Regions from separate parts of the Homo sapiens genome. Here region 2 is linked to region 1. A link is a contact called in ENCODE Hi-C or POLR2A ChIA-PET data. All regions are on one chromosome and are shown on one strand. The core of a region is the stretch at or near the end of the contact, and the rest is flanking DNA. Distances in the headings are between cores, read along the strand shown.

Region 1 (2,707 bases), core at 4-2,503:
AATAAAAATAAAAATAATGTATCCAACTGAAGTGTCACCCTGTTTTCTACAACAAAGCTACAGTTTTCACCTCCAGTTTCATCTGGCAGTACTCCCTGGATGTACTCTGCGCTTCCACGTAAGAGGAACTGCACTTGCTCCCAGGGCTCCTCCCTCAGCTCAGCTTGGTCACCTGCAAGCCTCTATTGGTGCCATTCTTCACCCCAGGAATGCTGTTTCTTCTCAGAGCCCCCTCAGTTCAGGACAGCACTCCCTCCAGTAGCCTTCCTGACTCCCTTGGACCAGATGTGATTTCTTCCACATCTGAGTCTTCCCAGTTCTGGGAGGTTTTACTGAATCTTTTTAATAGTGCTTACTTCCTACCTGACCTAGACTGACTGTATATTCCCTTATGCAGAGACTTTGTGTGTCTCGTTTGCTTATGCACAACATGTGTTCCAAAGATATTTGACAGAATCGAAAGAGAAAACCGATTCCTGCCCGGAAACCTTTGGACAGAAGAATCTACATTCAGTAGCCTGACAACTCTGCCTTAGCAAACAAGTTGGTCAAACATGCCTAACTCCATGACAAAGAGGAACTAACTTGAGCCCTCCCTGGTGAACAATGGCCTGCTGCACTTTGCTTTAGGATTTTGTTTCTTAACTTTTCATTTTAGAATAATTTTAGATGTACAGTAAATTGCAAAGATAGTACTAAGAATTCCTGTGTACCTTTTACCCAAATTCCTCTAATGTCAACATTTGTGTACAATTTGTCGAAATTAAGAAATTAACATGGGTACGTGCTATTAACTAAACCACAGCCTTTATTATTTTTTCCACTAATGTCTTTTTCTGTTTCAGGATCCAAACCAGGATACTGGCGCTATAGTTTTATAAGGCTCAAAATTAACAGAAGAGAAAAAAAGTAAAGCAGGTGGAGAGGCAGAGAGAGAAATAGGGTCTCTGAAATCTATTTCTTATTTTTTTCTTATCAGACGAGGCCATTAAACTGGCATTCAGGGAAAAGGATTTGGGCAGTTTGTCCACAACCTGCAGAGTTTCCACGAATCTGCGCATCCCGCCCCTGCCCTGGGTCCTCCCCACTCCCGGTTCCCACCTGCCAGGTCTGACCCCGGGTACCCTCTCAAGGTCCGTGGCGGGGACCGGAGCCCGGACTCCAGCTCAGCGAACAGCACCCTCCTACCGCCCCGGCGCCCCACTCAGCTCGCTCACCTGGCAAGTAGCCTCCTCTCCGTGCGCGTGCGCCGCTGCCGCCGCGCGTCCTCCGGGCCACCACGTGACCGCGTGGGCGCAGTCCCAGACAGGAAACGCCGGTGAGGTCGCCCTGGGCCATGGAGGCAGCTCGCGCTACTTTTTCGCGACCTCACTGTGTTCCTGTGTGCAACCTGATGTTAGCTCTGTCCACCTTCAGCTCCAAAGCCAACCACGGGTAACCAATATGCAAACAATGACATGAGATTTAGAAAAACAACAAGACGGGGCCTGTGTCAATACAGGTAAAATTTGGTGGTTCAAACATTGAGGTTCAGACCGGCGCGGGGTTTCACACCTGTAATCCCAGCTTTTGGGAGGCCAAGGCGGGAGGATCGCTTGAGGCCAGGAATTCGAGACCAGCATGGCCAACATAGTGAGACCCCGCTCTACAAAAAATTTAAAAAGTAGGGCTGGGCGCGGTGGCTCACGCCTGTAATCCCAGCACTTTAGGTGGCCGAGGCGGGTGGATCACGAGGTCAGGAGATTGAGACCATCCTGGCTAACACAGTGAAAACCCTTCTCTACTAAAAATACAAGAAATTAGCCGGGCGTGGTGGCGGGTGCCTGTAGTCCCAGCTGCGCAGGAGGCTGAGGCAGAATGGCGTGAACCCGGGAGGCGGAGCTTGCAGTGAGCCAAGATCGTGCCACTGCACTCCAGCCTGGGCAACAGAACGAGTCTCCGTCTCAAAAAAAAAAAATAATTAAAAAGTAGCGGGTGTGGTGGTGCGTACCTGTAGTCCCAGCTACTCAGGAGGCCGGGAGGCCGTCAGGTGGGAGGATCCCGTGAGCCTGGGAGATCCAGGCTACAGTGACCACTGCACTCCAGCCTGGGCGACGGAGTGGAGACCCTGTCTCAAAAAAGAAACAAACCAAAACCAAAATATTAAGTCTCTAGGAATCCTGTAAGAGAAGGGTAGATCGGGCCAGGTGCGGTGGCTCACGCCTGTTAACCCAGCACTTTGGGAGGCCAAGGTGGGTGGATCACCTGAGGTCAGAAGTTTGAGACCAGCCTGGCCAACATGGTGAAACCCCATCTCCACTAAAATACAAAATTTAGCCGGTCGTCACACGTCCGGAGGCCGAGCCGTCGCGTACCTAGGATGCCGCGTGGAAGCCGAAGCCGCACCTCCCGCATGGCCCCTCCGGCCAGCCAGGCCCCCTCAGATGAGAGCTGCACCCAGGCCAGTACCAGTCGTTCAGCCACCAGCAGCGGCACCCCCATCTGTAGTTGGCTCTTCTGCTGCTGCGCCCCGGCAGCCAGGTCTGATGGCCCAGATGGCAACCACTGCAGCTGGCGTGGCTGTGGGCTCTGCTGTGGGTCACGCCATTACTGGGGCTTTCAGGGGAGGAAGTAATGCTGAGCCTGCGAGGCCTGACATCACTTACCAGGAGCCTCAGGGAACCCAGCCGGCACAGCAGCAGCAGCCTTGCTTCTATGAGATCAGTTT
Region 2 (2,700 bases), core at 111-2,610, 160 kb after region 1:
TGAATTGTGCCTTAAGATCTAATGTATGGGAGAGTCACATCTCTAACCATTTAATTAAAGGTAGAGAAGTGGGTGGGATTGGATAGAAATTTATTAGCAATGCTGACATTCCAGATTGGAACACAAAGACAAGCAGGATGTAAGAAACCTAAAAGTTCGCTTTCAATGCAGATAGTTAAATGCCAAGAACTATAATTGCCACATCCTGGAGTACAATTAAAAAATATGTTGAAAAACAACCAACATACATAAAAATATACACAGTGTTAAGTGCAGACTATGAAATTTCCCTTGGAAACAGAATCCAGATCAAGAAATAGAATACAGCACCCGGAACTAAGGTGCTTTTTCGTTTTCTTAAAAAAAAAAAAAAAGTAAACCAAGTTTATTTTGCTTTTTAAGTAGTGTTGTTCTTAAAGCACTACAGGTTGGTAAACAACGTATAAGGTGCTTTTTCTCAGGCCAAAGAGCCATAATAGTTTAAATTTCCCGGTCCTCAAGAGCGGACCGGGTGGGCAGGAGAGGACCCTGGGGTGGTGATGTGTAAACTGTATTATGCACTTTAGCCTGCTGGATGGCAACTAACACCTACAGTAGTTCACCCTCATTTTAACCCCTCTAAGTAATTGTCTCTTATTCTGAATCTAGAGATTCAGAAACAGCGCCAATGTTTACACACGACTTTTGAAATTTTCCCAGGAGTCTTTCGTTGGAGCAATACATCTAGATGCCTTTTTCCAGCAACAGTTTAATCAAATTCTGGAAGCAGAAAAGTGTCCTGTGAGGACGTGCCTTTCCTATCAAAGTGCTGAGTGCCTGGACCCTCTTTCCGGAGGAAACAGTCCCCTCTGGACCTCGTTCGGCCTCTCTCCATCAGACACCCCAAGGTTCCATCCGAAGCAGGCGGAGCACCGAACGCACCCCGGGGTGGTCAGGGACCCCCATCCGTGCTGCCCCCTAGGAGCCCGCGCCTCTCCTCTGCGCCCCGCCTCTCGGGCCGCAACGTCGCGCGGTTCCTTTAACAGCGCGCTGGCAGGGTGTGGGAAGCAGGACCGCGTCCTCCCGCCCCCTCCCATCCGAGTTTCAGGTGAATTGGTCACCGAGGGAGGAGGCCGACACACCACACCTACACTCCCGCGTCCACCTCTCCCTCCCTGCTTCCTCTGGCGGAGGCGGCAGGAACCGAGAGCCAGGTCCAGAGCGCCGAGGAGCCGGTCTAGGACGCAGCAGGTGGGACTCGCGGCGCTGGCCCGCAGGCTTCCCGCACCCCCTTCCACGTTGGTGCGCATGCCCGGGGGCAGGGCCGGTTGTAGGGAGGAGGGAAAGGAGAGGGAGAAGGGGGAGGAGACGTCCCCAGCCCAGTCCCCGGCTGAGCGCTGGCGGTCGGTGCGGCGTCAGGTGCGCCCGCCAGGTGAGCGCGCTCCCTGGCACCGTTGGCCCCCGGAGGGTCGGGCCCAGTTGCGGCGAGCGGGTGAGTGTTGGGCGCGGCGTCAGGGGCGCACGGGAGCCCGAGGGTCCCCGTGGGGGGACCGCGGCGACTATGTTAGGGGAGGTGCCGGGGGGAGGACGCTCCGCGCTGGTTTCGGTGGCAGTTTCGTCCCCGAGCTGGGACTCGTGGGAACCAGAGAGGCGCGGGTCTGCGGAGAGAGCAGCACCGGCCAACTTGGGAGGCTGCCTCCTGGGGCGAGGGGTGGCTTGGAGCCGCCGATCAAGCTTTATTCCGCGGAAACGCTGAAAGCTAGCAGTGCCTCAGCGGCGCGGGCAACTTTTCACTTTTATGGGGCACGACATTCCTGAACAGCGACGATCCTGCATCCGCTCTGGGGCTGCAGTTTGGGGGGGCGGCCTTCATGGAGAGGGATCCTGCGCCCAGCTCCTTGGGGGTCCTAAGCCTGAGGCTGCAGCGAGGCGGCTGTTCGGCGGCCCGGGCGGCTTAGATCCCGGGGGGAATTTCATTCCTTCCGCTCCCACCCCACCCCTTTGGATATCCCGGGGAGACGGGGGCTGGATTCAATCTGTGAAATATTCCAGGAGTCACGGTGTGGGCCACACTGGCTACTTCGAATCCACTTGTTGCGAGTTGTGTGAACCCGCGTCGATTTAAGCTGGGGGGCGGGGAGTTAATTTCGAGTGAGGCTGGACTTCGAGGGAAGCTGCTCACGCTTCGGATTCTCATCCGTGACCAAAAGGGCTGCCCCCAGGGGGGCGGAACTGCCTCCGGGCGGTGCCTGCCCGGCGAACGTGGGCGCGCGCTGCCTGGGAGCGCCTCGGTGCGCACGGAAGCCGGGACCCGCGCCCAGCCGGGCCACGGAGTTTGGGGACCTCCGGGACTGGGCCGGCCCCGCGCGCCAGCCATGTTGCCTGCGTCGGAGGAAGCGTGCGGGGAGCAGGGGTCGAGGGCCAAGATGGCCTCTGCGCCTAGGGGTTGGGAGCGGCGCCGAGCCCCTCGCGCTCCTCGGGAAGCCACCGGGCCCGAGGGAAAAGCCGCGGCATCCTTAGGCCGGACCCGGGGCTCGCTGGCCACACTGCCCGCTTGGGGAATTACCCTGCTCGAGGAGGAGGCGGCGGCTTTCCAGGCCAGTCAGTGTGTGGCCCTTAGGCAACAGGTGTATTATTGGGATACCTGGAAAAGAGAAACGTTTCCCATGAAGGCACTTATGGTGTTTTTTGGTGATTCTTGGTGTGATAGAAAACTAGGCG

The links. Hi-C counts contacts between places; a loop is a spot of excess contacts on that map. ChIA-PET counts read pairs that join two places held with the same protein, here RNA polymerase II (POLR2A). Pooled maps may share reads with other maps.
Region 2: a loop to region 1 is called in a pooled map, with 12 times the contacts of the local background. The contact joins the promoter of OCLN here to the promoter of CCDC125 in region 1. A Hi-C loop is called at or near these places in 3 of 50 pooled maps. POLR2A ChIA-PET finds 5 or more read pairs at or near these places in 4 of 52 experiments (A549, Panc1, T-cell and 1 more).

Annotation. Positions count from the first base shown.
Region 1 is chr5:69,331,548-69,334,254 of GRCh38, forward strand. It overlaps CCDC125 (coiled-coil domain containing 125), which reads right to left and starts at 1,254. Exons shown (of 12, transcript NM_176816.5): 1 at 1,102-1,254. It also overlaps the pseudogene CHCHD2P2.
Region 2 is chr5:69,491,430-69,494,129 of GRCh38, forward strand. It overlaps OCLN (occludin), which reads left to right and starts at 1,361. Exons shown (of 9, transcript NM_001205254.2): 1 at 1,361-1,471.